Regions from separate parts of the Homo sapiens genome. Here all the other regions are linked to region 2. A link is an interaction called in ENCODE POLR2A ChIA-PET data of the cell type or tissue named here. Cell type or tissue: GM12878. All regions are shown on one strand.

The links. ChIA-PET counts read pairs that join two places held together with the same protein. Peaks named below come from ENCODE experiments on the same cell type or tissue, not always from the same donor. Only the 100,000 strongest peaks of a DNase experiment are listed, where the experiment ranks them.
Region 1: POLR2A ChIA-PET joins it to region 2 with 6 read pairs; 2 of 35 experiments call an interaction of 5 or more read pairs at or near these places.
Region 3: POLR2A ChIA-PET joins it to region 2 with 5 read pairs; 5 of 35 experiments call an interaction of 5 or more read pairs at or near these places.

Annotation. Positions count from the first base shown.
Region 1 is chr1:16,096,917-16,100,916 of GRCh38, reverse strand. No RefSeq gene overlaps it. Among named protein-coding and RNA genes, the nearest start is that of FAM131C, 25 kb to the right of the region's middle. In GM12878, no CTCF peak of the experiment used is centred here; no DNase peak of the experiment used is centred here; H3K27me3 peaks cover 67 bases.
Region 2 is chr1:16,385,183-16,389,182 of GRCh38, reverse strand. The region is part of intron 1 of SZRD1 (SUZ RNA binding domain containing 1); the gene reads right to left. Among named protein-coding and RNA genes, the nearest start is that of SZRD1, 20 kb to the right of the region's middle. RefSeq lists enhancers at 2,601-3,101, 3,102-3,602. In GM12878, no CTCF peak of the experiment used is centred here; a DNase peak (open chromatin) is centred at 1,702; H3K4me3 peaks cover 2,086 bases; H3K27ac peaks cover 3,102 bases.
Region 3 is chr1:16,319,782-16,323,781 of GRCh38, reverse strand. The region is part of intron 1 of FBXO42 (F-box protein 42); the gene reads left to right. Among named protein-coding and RNA genes, the nearest start is that of FBXO42, 31 kb to the left of the region's middle. In GM12878, no CTCF peak of the experiment used is centred here; DNase peaks (open chromatin) are centred at 2,261 and 2,481; H3K4me3 peaks cover 331 bases; H3K27ac peaks cover 352 bases.

The DNA.
Region 1 (4,000 bases), 290 kb after region 2:
TTCTCCCACTTCAGCTTCCTGAGTAGCTGGGACTACAGGTGCACGCCACCACATTCAGTTAATTTTTGTAGTTTTAGGAGAGTTGGGGTTTCACCATGTTGGCCAGGCTGGTCTCAAACTCCTGACCTCAGGTGATCCACCCCTCTTGGCCTCCCAAAGTGCTGGGATTACAGGTGTGAGTCACTGTGCCTGGCCTCGTTCAGGTTTTTTTTTTTTTGAGAGGGAGTCTCGCTCTGTCACCCAGGCTGGAGTGCAGTGACACGATCTCAGCTCACTGCAAGCTCTGCCTCCTGGGTTCACGCAATTCTCCTGCCTCAGCATCCCGAGTAGCTGGGACTACAGGAGCCCACCACCACGCCTGGCTAAATTTTTGTATTTTTAGTAGAGACAGGGTTTCACCATGTTAACCAGGATTGTCTCAATCTCCTGACCTCGTGATCCGCCCACCTCGGCCTCCCAAAGTGCTGGGATTACAGGCTTGAGCCACTGTGCCCGGCCTTGTTTAGGTTTTTGAGGAACTGCCAAACTGTTTTCCAAAGTGACTGCACCATTTTATATTCCCAGCAGCAATGTAAGGGTTCCAATTTCTCTGCATCCTCAACAGTGCTTGTTATTGTCTGTCTTTGGTTGTAGCCATCTTGGTGTGTGTGAAGGAGTGTCTCACTGTGGTTTTGATTTATATTTCCCTAATTGCTAATGATATTGTCTTAGTTCAGGCTACTATAACAAAAATACCATAGACTGGGTGGCTTAAACAGAAATCTATTCCTCACGAAGTCTGAGATCAAGGTGCAGCATGGTCAGGTTCTGGGGAGGGCTCTCTGCCTGCTTCATAGATGACTTCCTGCTGTATCTTCACAAGACAGACAGCAGAGAATAGGACAGACAGCAGGAAGAGCAGAGAGCAGGCTGGACACAGTGGCTCACACCTGTAATCCTAGCACTTTGGGAGGCTGAGGCGGGAGGATCACTTGAGCCCAGGAGTTAAAGACCAGTCTGGCCAACATGGTAAAACTCCATCTCTACAAAAAATAAAAAATTAGCTGGGCATATTAGCATGTGCCTGTAGTCCCAGCTATTCTGGAGGCTAAGGTAGGAGGATCTCTTGAGCCTTGGAGGTTGAGGCTGCAGTGAGCTGTGATCGTGCCACAGTGCTGCAGTCTGAGTGACAGAGCAAGACCCTGTCTCAAAATAAATAAATAAATAAGAAAATAAAAGAAAAAGGGAAGAGAGACAGAGAGAGCAAGCTCCTGTGTATCTTCTTCTAAGGGCACTAATCCCATTCCTGAGGGCTCCATCCTCATGACCTAATCATCTCCCAAAGGCCTCATCTCCTAACACAATCATATTGGGAGTTAGGATTTCACCCTATGAATTTGGCAGGGGGGACACAAACATTAAGTCTATGATACTGTGAAACATGTATTTGTATTTTGATGAAGTGCAATTCATGTATTTTTTCTTTGCTTTTATTTATATGTCATGTATTTGGTCTCCAACTCCATTTCCTACCACACATCTCCTAAAACGCTTAGGATCCCCAAAGTGAGATCTTTGTGTATTTTAATAAGTGGACTAATGGCTAGCTGCTCCTCAGTAGCTTTAGGCTAAGGCTGGTCACCAGAAAGACCAAGCCATGATTAAGGGGTTAGTTCTTTCAGCCCGATCTCCCAACCTCTGGGAAGGAGAGAGGGACTGAAGGTTAAATTGCTCATCGATGGCAAATGTTTTAATAAATCATACCTACGTAACGAAGCCTCCACAAAAACCCAAAGGACCAGACCTGGAGAGCTTCCAGACAGATGAACAGGTGGAGGTTACTGGAGGGGGGCGCACCCAGGGAGGGCATGGAAGCTCCGTGCCCCATCCCCCACACTTTGCCCTTTGCTTCTCTTCCCCTCCTCCCCTCTCCTCCTCTCCCTTCTCCTCTCCTCTTTTTAAAGACAGTCTGGCCAGGCGCGGTGGCTCATTCCTGTAATCCCAGCTCTTTGGAAGGGCGAGGCAGGCTGATTACCTGAGGTCAGGAGTTTGAGAACAGTCTGGCTGGCCAACATGATGAAACCCTGTCTCTACTAAAAATACAAAAAAATTAGCCAGGTGTGGTGGTGTGTGCCTGTAATCCCAGCTACTCAGGAGGCTGAGGCAGGAGAGTCGCTTGAACCCGGGAGGCAGAGGTTGCAGTGAGCCGAGATCGTGCCATTGCACTCCAGCCTGGGTGAAAGAGCGAGACTCCGTCTCAAAAAAAAATCCAGTTTTCCAAAAATCCAGTTTTCCCAATATAATTTCTTGAAAACCACCTCCCCATTGAATTTTTTTTTTTTTTTTGAGACCGAGTCTCACTCTGTCACCCAGACTGGAGTGCAGTAGTGTGATCTCAGCTCACTGAAACCTCTGCCTCCCTGGTTCAAGCAATTCTCTGCCTTAGCCTCCCAAGTAGCTGGGACTACAGGCGCTGGCTGATTTTTGTATTTTCAGTAGAGATGGGGTTTCACCATGTTGGCCAGGCTGGTCTCAAACTCCTGACCTTAGGTGATCCGCCTGCCTCAGCCTCCCAAAGCTTTGGGATTACAGGTGTGAGCCACCATGCCCAGCCTGCTTGGTTATTTCTGACTGACCTGCTCATTGTATTTGAAAATTATTTGTGAGAATAATTTGAGGCCTAGGATGATGACACCCAAATTGTCCCTTCAGACAAGTTTTTTGTTTGCTTCTACCAAGCACTTAGGGACACTACCACGAATCCAAGGCCACTTTAATTCAAGTTCAAGGCTTTCATCTAATAATTCTTTTCTTTTTTCTTTTTTTTTTTTGAGACAGGGTCTTGCTCAAGTGCACTGCAGTGACACCATCATAATTCACTGCAGCCTTGACCTCCCCGGCTCAAGTGATCCTCCCACCTCAGCCTCCCAAATAGCTAGGACTGCAGGCACATGCCACTAGGCCTGGCTAATTTTTTAATTTTTTGCAGAGATGGGGTTTCACCATGTTGCCCAGGCTGGTCTCGACTTCCTGGGCTCAAGTGATACTCCCACCTTGGCCTCCCAAAGTGCTGGGATTACAGGCGTGAGTCATTGTGCCCGGTCTCAAGGCTTGCATTTCTTGAATCACTCAAGATTTGGTTTTCATCTGGTTCATCCTTGTTCTGAGGATGTCTCAAAGGTATTGTGGGGTATCAGACTCCTCACCTCAGACAGAAGGCTGGGCTTGCCTTTTATCCTGCCCCTCTCAGCCCCCGTGAGGCCATCAAAGCTACAGCTCAGTTTCAAAGCTGTTTCTTCCAGATTGGCAAATGCCCTCAGGGAAAATGTGGCTTTCTGCACTGGGCTTTCTTCTCTGGATTCTTACCTTCTCCTCTCCTAGATTTTTGATAACGGATTCTTTCTTTTTTCTTTTCTTTTTTTTAAGACAGGGTCTCACTCTGTCATCCAGGCTAGAGTGCAGTGGCACAATCACTGTAGCCACCTGAGCTCAGATGATCCTCCCTCCCTCAAGCTCCAGAGTAGCTGGGACTACAGGTGCATGCCACCATGCCCGGGTAATTTTTGTATTTTTTGTAGAGATGGAGGTCTCCGTATGTTGGCCAGGCTGGTTTCGAACTCCTGGGCTCAGGTGATCTGCCCACCTTGGCTTCCCAGAGTGCTGGGATTACAGGTGTGAGCCACCTAGCCTGGCTGATAAGGGATTCTTACTGCCTTGTTAATTAAAACAACAACAAGCAAAAAAAAGAAAAAAAAAAAGCAGACACACACACGAAAACTTCTTTTTGTAGAGATGGGGTTCTCACTGTGTTGCCGAGGCTGGTCTTGAACTCCTGGCCTCAAACGATCCTCCCGCCTCAGCTTCCTAAAATGTTGGCATTACAGGTGTGAGCCAGTGAGCCCAGCCGGAAGATGATTTTTAAGAAATTGGATCAAGGGAATTTAGTTGTCCTCAGAAGGAGTGTTGGTTCAAATTACAGATCCCATCATGACACAAAGCGGAAGCCCCTGCAAAGTTGTAA
Region 2 (4,000 bases):
GAACCTGGGAGGTGGAGCTTGCAGTGAGCTGAGATCGTGCCACTGCACTCCAGCCTGGGCGACAGAGCGAGACTCTGTCTCAAAAAAAAAAAAAAAAAAAAAGGAAATAACTATTCTCCAGTTGATGGGTGCAGTTCAAAGTTCAAGCTGGTTAGCTATATTGTTCTAATCTTGTAAATTCTTACTGACTCATTTGATCTACTGACCAGGTAAAGAATTAAGAATTATTGGCCAGGCACAGTGACAGTGGCTTATGCCTGTAATCCCAACATTTTGGGAGGCTGAGGCAGGCGGATCACTTGGGGTCAGGAGTTTGTGACCAGTTTGGCAACAGGGTGAAAACCTGTTTCTATTTAAAAATTCAACAATTATCCAGGCGTGGTGGTGCGCACATGTAATCCCAGCTACTAGGGAGGCTGCAGTGAGTGGAGATCACACCACTGCACTCCAGCCTGGGCGACAGGGCAAGACTCTGTCTCAAAAAAAAAAAAAAAAAAAAAAAAAGACTTATTCTTTCTAGTAAGTTAAACAGTGTATCATTATGATGTGATCTTTTTTGCCTTATAATGTATTGTTTCATATTAATAAAGTTGGCCAGCTTTCTTTTGGTCAGTATTTCCTAGAACATAGTTTTTCTCACCTTTCCATGTCCTTATTTGCATCTCTTGTAAACAGTATGAACTAGATTAACCATATGAAACTAGATTTAAATCTAGTCTAACACTGACACCTATCCTGATTGGTACTAACTTGTGTTTAAAATATATTTATATATTTGGCTGGGCATGGTAGCTCACGCCTACAATCCTAGCACTTTGACTTTGGGAGGCCGAGGTGGGTGAATCACTTGAGGTCAGGAGTTCAAGACCAGCCTGGTCAACAAGGTGAAACCCCGTCTCTACTAAAAATACAAAAATTAGCTGGGCGTGGTATCCCAGCTACTCAGGAGGCTGAGGCAGGAGAATCTCTTGAACCTGGGAGACGGAGGTTGCAGTGAGCCGAGATTATGCCACTGCACTCCTGCCTGGGCAATAGAGCATGACTCTGTCTCAAAATATATATATATATGTAATTTATTGTATTCTGAGGCACCATCAAATCTCTGGAGGGGCCAGAAAGGCACTAAAATGGAAACCTCTCGCTCCAGCTTGGAACACAGTTGGTGCCAAAGAATGCTGAATGACTGAATGGAAAAGGTACACCAATAATAAGAGAACGACCTGGATGTTTTCTGTGAACTGACAAACACAGACACTCACACAGAATCTATGTCCACTACGTACTCTGTCCTGAAAATGACTGTATTGATGGAATTGTATTAATTCTATTAATACCAGTGTTATTACCTGAGTAAGTACTACAGCTCATATTAGTCTATTGCCTATTACCTTTTAAGGGCTTCTCACAAGTAACTTCTTGTTTTAAAGTTTCATACTGTATCATTTCGCTCCACTCTAAATACAAGACTGCCTATTCGAGTTTCTCCATCATAAACAGAGCCTTGACAGCTGTAGAATTTAGAAGCCTTTGAGGGTTGAGACCAAATGCCTTCATAGACCAGGCAAGCAGCCAAACTCCACTCGCACGGAGCATACCTGGGGAAGTGAAGGGGCTGCAGGGCACCAAAGAGCACTTGCCCTGCCTAATGACGGCCAACAAGCTTTGGCAGACAGGGCCAGATCTAGCGCAGAAGAAACCAAATCAGTATTTTTATGGCAATGCACTGAATTTTCCAACTTCACTATGTGAACTTTCACTTTCATATCGCTGCGAGAGCCAAATAAGACAGAGAGAGAAATGGGCCTCACACATTAGAGTGAATTTGAGAAGTCCCATCCAGGTCTCCTCTGAGGAAAGCAAACTGCTTCCTTCTTCCTCTAGGGTTTAAGGAAGATGGACCATCTGCCCAGTTCCAGCACAAGGAGCCTGGGTGGAAGAAAAGCGCTTCAAGAGGACATCGTAGGCCATGTCTGAGTAAATGCGCCTCTGTCCCCAAACTAGAACATGATTAACATACTTGGCATGTAATATAATACTAATAGCTTTTAAAATAATACCTTATATCGATATAATGTATTATGGCTGTCAACATTCTTCCCCAGACATTCATTTTCTGCTCACACCAGCCCTGTTTGGCAGACAAAGTAGCTTTTATCCTTCTGTCAGATGAGGGTTAGGGAACTTACCCAAGGTCACAAGGTAGTAAACCACAGAGACAGCCCTAGAATTCGCCTTTTGAGGCCCCTATGCTGACATACCACCCTCCCCCGACAATTGCTCAAATCCCCTGGAAATGCCAGTATAAACCATTAGATATTGGTCATCTCCCCCAATTCCACACTGCTCCCTGGCATGCCAAGAACTACAACTCTCATCCAACTCCACTGTGAAAGGCAGAAGAGCTTTATCAGAGCTGGAGAGGGATTCTTCCATAAGATTACAGAATGGGATGGAAACCCAAGCAGCTTTGGTGGAAAGTGGATCCTGGTCATCTTTAGATGGCCAGCTGGACGCCAGCATGCTCAGAGGCGCCCAAGCAGGAGAAGGAATGCTCTGCCAGCAGCTGGAGAGGGCATCGCATCTCCCTCTGGAGTCTGTCCAGGTATCATGAGTCAGTCTATTCTCTTCTCAGACAAGGCCTTGCAATCAATCTGCTCTCAGACTCATGCTCTGAAAAGCTGGACCAAGTCAAAACTTTCCTACAGGGTGTATTACAAGGAAAATGTGCATCTCCCCCAGAGATGCAATAGCCCAATGGAATTAAACAGGCCTCAGAACTTGTGTGGGGAAGCATCTAGATGCAGGCCTGAAATAAGGAATCGTACTACCTAAGGGAACCCTCTCTTTAGACAAGGATGCAGAGTCCTGCCCAAGGTCTAGGCTCCTGTGTTAGAGGCCTGACCTCCATCGCTAGTCAAAGAAAACCATCGCTGTGACTGCTGTGAGTGGGCACAAGGCAAGTGCTAGGGCACAAGCATACCACACAGGGCGGTGGCCAGGAAAGTGATCTCCTATGGCTCCTGCTCCTGGAAAGGCTCTTCAGCCAAGTAGCACCAAGCAGCCCACAGAAGGTGACATTCTGTGTTCCGGGTCCAAATCCTAAGCAAAAGATCTACTGTTGCCAAACCTTGACATCACTTGTCCTATGAGGCTACACATCTACAGAAATGGGACACAAGCTTCTCGGTCTCAGAGAACAAGCAAAGCCAGAAGGAAAGAGCGGAGGCAGGAAATCATGAAGAAGCACAGTGGGGAGGAAGGTGGTTCTCGACAGGGCTGGTCCTTTATGGGAGGTAAAGGAGAGCCACAACCACAAGGTGAATGGGATCAGATGTCAACATTTGCAATTTTAACTCACCAGAGGAGGAAGCTCAGCTTCACTGGCTGCTGATGCCCTTAACCTTGCTATAAATGTGCCTCTGGCTGAAAAGTTAGGGTATGGGACCTAGGAGTACAATGCGGATAAGATCATTCCCAAGGAGGAGAGCAGGGAAGGGGTCACCTCAAACAACCCAGTTTGTTACTGTCACAAGCTACAAAAGGAACAAAGGTGACAAAAGATAGGGATGTGTCTGTAAGGTGAAGCAGATTACAGTGGTAGGTTTACTCCTGTAACGTTAAGAGGTCGATGACAAGGAAAAAAGAAAGGTGAGAAAGGCAGAGGAGAGGAAGAAATAGGCTATTCTGGGTCTTAGTGTAAAGCACAGCAAGTATAAGCACCATTACAGTTGTACCTTCTCAGGTACGAATGTTTACACAACAGCCTGGGGTGATGATGCCCTGGGGGACTGATTCGAACTAGCCAAGCTCACAAGAGACAAAGTGAACAAACTCACACCTGTTACACTACAAGGGTCAGAGGGGGTGTCTCACCCTTTCTGGTGCCTGATCTGCTGCTACCCACTCCCCAAGGACAGCAGGCCTCCCCACTCTGTGCCTCAGTATACAAGCCAAAAGACTGTACTGTCCTACTCCATCACAGCATCCCTCTCTCTGAGAA
Region 3 (4,000 bases), 65 kb after region 2:
GCTTTGTCACCTCACCCACCTTGGAGTGCAGTGGTACGATCTCGGCTCACTGCAATCTCCGCCTCCTGGGTTCAAGGGATTCTCCTGCCTCAGCCTCCTAAGTAGCTGGGATTACAGGTGCACACCACCACGCCTGGCTAATTTTTGTTTTTAGTAGGGGTCTCACCATATTGGCCAGGCTGGTCTCGAACTCCTGACCTCAAAAGATCCGCGCACCTCAGCCTCCCAAAGTGCTGGGATTACAGGCGTGAGCCACTGCGCCCGGCCCTGTCCCTTATTCTTTAGTTAGGTCTCAGTCCTTTATTTTATTATCTATCGGTAAGAAGTTCCCTTAATTACTTTTTTTGTTTGTTTGTTTGTTTTTGAGACGGAGTCTCGCACTGTCACCTGGGCTGGAGTACAGTGGCACGATCTTGGCTTACTGCAACCTCTGCCTCCCAGGTTCAAGCGATTCTCTGGCCTCAGCCTCCCGAGTAGCTGGGATTACAGGTGCCCACCACCACGCCCAGCTAATTTTTTGTATTTTTAGTAGAGATGGGGTTTCACCATGTTGGCCAGGCTGGTCTCAAACTCCTGACCTTGTGATTCCTCCGCCTTGGCCTCCCAAAGTGCTGGGATTACAGGCGTGAGCCACTGTGCCTGGCCAATTACATTTTTTAACCTTTTGAATTTGTGACAAATACGTTTGATTGCATTTTAAATGTTCAGCTTCCTTTTAGGTAAATGAAGTGTATTCCAACTTTAATAAAGATGTGTTTACCACAAGAGGATTGTCAGATGTCTAGTTGAATAGAAACCAAAGGCAAAAAACTAATCAAATATTGCCCTCAAATCTGGCAATGGCTTTTAAATGCATAGCAGTTTCATTCCCATGTTGAAATTCTTTTGAGTTGATTCTTTCTAGGTTACGGATTTTCTCCAATGAATTCAGAGTAGTTTCTTGATATCTACTATCTTTACAAAATCTTCCTGAAGTAAGTGGGGAACTTTCATTACTTAGGGAGGTTTTTGTTTCTTACTCTGTGTGACTTATGCTAGGTTTCACAGCATTAAAGCTAGAAACAGTGGCCACATCTTCCAGTCTCAAAATCTTAACCTTAATTTATACCTCAGAAGGGTAAGGCATTCAGACTTTAGAAACTGATTTGTGTTTAGTTATATGTAGCATAGTTTTTTTTTTAGTTTTTAAAATTTTTTTTGTATTTTGAGACAGAGTCTCGCTCTGTTGCCCAGGCTGGAGTACAGTGGTGCGATCTCAGCTCACTGCAACCTCCGCCTCCCAGGTTCAAGCAATTCTCCTGCCTCAGCCTCCTGAGTAGCTGGGATTACAGGCATGCGCCTGCACGCCCAGCTAATTTTTGTATTTTTAGTAGAGACGGGGTTTCCCCATGTTGGTCAGGCTGGTCTTGAACTCCTGACCTCATGATCCACCCACCTCAGCCTCCCAAAGTGCTGGGATTACAGGTGTGAGCCATCACGCCTGGCCTAGTATAGTAGTTTTTCGGAAGAAAAAGATACTACTGGGCCAAATAAATAGTTTCCTCTCTGGCAGCAGACTCTCAGGCCAGTATATATACCTTAAAAGGTACAAAATTCCATAAACCAGAGATTTGTATTAATTCTGACCAATAAAATATTTTGACAACATCTAGTAACATATAAAGGTAGGATCTACCATTTTCTGGATATACTAATGATGTAATTTTTTTTACATGTCCCAGGTAGCTGGGATTACAGGCGCCTGCCACCACGCCTGACTAATTTTTGGTGTTTTTAGTAGAGACAGGGTTTCGCCATGTTGGCTAGGCTGGTCTTGAGCTCCCGTCCTCAGGTGATCCACCCACCTCGGACTCCCAAATTGCTGGGATTACAGGCGTGAGCCACCACGCCTGGCCTAATGATGTAATTTCTATTATAAAATAACTACTGGGCACAGTGACTTATACCTGTATTCCCAGCACTTTGGAACATTGGGACAGGAGGATCACTTGAGCCTAGGAGTTCAAGGCTGCAGTGAACTATAATTGTGCCACTGCACTCTAGCCTGGGCGACAGAGCAGAACCCTATCTTTAAAAAAAAAAAAAAAACCCTTGCGAGCTCAGCACAAAGGTGTTCTGAGTAGACATGTCAATAAACCTTACACTCATTTGAATGCCTAGTACTAAGAAGACAAAGATGCCTAGGCCAATGGTCCTGCCTCCAGGGAGTTCAGATTCCAGTACATTCATTCAGTCACGTTGGGGAAGCTGAGAAGGTGTAACACAAATGTGAAGGGTGAGAAGGACTTCTTTTAAACAGTTTCATGAAAATTACATTCATTGAGTTAGTATGCTTACGTGTGAAAAGTTTGTAGGGCTTCTTTTGGCATGAAAACAAGAAAAACTCAGAGTTTCAAAATGCCTCTATATCCTTGGGGGAATATGAGTGATGATTTTATTACCTAATCATGGAAGTGAAAAAGAAGGGCTATGCAAATTGGTGTTGGGCATGTAATTACAGAGGAATTGCATCTGAGCTCACCCATGTGTGTTCTCCTTGGCATCTGTGGCTAGGGCCAAGTTAGCAAACATGCCCTCAAAGGTATGGGGTTTGATGTTTTTGTGGAGGGTGTAACAGTTGAATGGTGGAAATTGCTTGACATTGGCTATTACAGCAGTATGAGTCTCTTTATGTTGGCTTGCTATTGTATTTTAAGACAATTTGGAAAGAGAATGAGTTGTTTTATTGAATCAAATTTATTCTGATTGGGAAAAATAGTAATGTAAATAAACTTTTGCAGCCTCCATTGATTCATTTTGTTCTGCAACAGACCTTAGGCTTATAGTCTGTCAAAATGTTGTGCAAGGGAGCAACTATTTAATTTAAATGTCAACCATGCAGCCAAAGTCAAGGAATCCATTTCTTTGGGCTCTTTTCCTTGGTGAATTTAGAGCTGAGTGGAGGTTAAAAATATAAGAAAGTTAGGCTGGGCACGGTGGATTACTTGAGGTCGGGAGTTTGAGACCAGCCTGGCTAACATGGTGAAACCCTGTTTCTACCAAAAATACAAAAATTTGATCATGCCACTGCACTCCAGTCTGGGGCACAGAGCGAGACTCCCATCTCAAAAAAAAAAAAAATTAGCTGGGCATAGTGATGTGCGCCAGCTACTTGGGAGGCTGAGGTGGGAGAATCACTTGAACCTGGGAGGCAGAGGTTGCAGTGAGCTCAGATCGTGCCACTTCACTCCAGCCTGGGTGACAGAGTGAGACCCTATCTCAAAAAAATAATAAAACAAAAAATATATATGAAAGTTAATAAATCAGTGAAGTTAGCCAGTAGGAAATGATAATATATAAGGGAACAAGTAAGAGGGACTATGGGAAGTGATATTTTTTCCAGTAATAAAAGGCATGGTTTGATTTTTTTTTTTTTTTTTTTGACATGGAGTTTGCTCTTGTTGCCCAGGCTAGAGTGCGGTGGCATGATCTCGGCTTACTGCAACTTCCACCTCTCCAGTTCAAGTGATTCTCCTGCCTCAGCCTCCCGAGTAGCTGGGATTACAGGCATGTGCCACCACGCCCAGCTAGTTTTTTGTATTTTTAGTAGAGACGGGGTTTCACCATGTTAGCCAGGCTGGTCTTGAACTCCTGACCTCAGGTGATCTGCCTGCCTTGGCCTTCCAGAGTGCTGGGATTACACGCGTGAGCCACCATGCTCGGCGACTGTACGTTTTAGGATAGGAATTTGGGCTGGAAATGGAGGTCTCTGTTGTTTGAAAGGCCTCCCTCTAGCGAGTCAGTCATGTTGAAAAACACCTTACCCACGTGAGCATGGAAAGAGGCATAACTATCTAGGATCCTTTTTCTTTTTCTTTTTCTTTTTTTTTTTAAGATGGAGTCTCACTCTGTTGCCCAGGCTAGAGGGCAGTGGCGCAATCTCGGCTCACTGCAACCTCTGCCTCCCAGGTTCAAGTGATTCTCCTGCCTTAGCCTCCCGAGTAGCTGGGACTACAGGTGC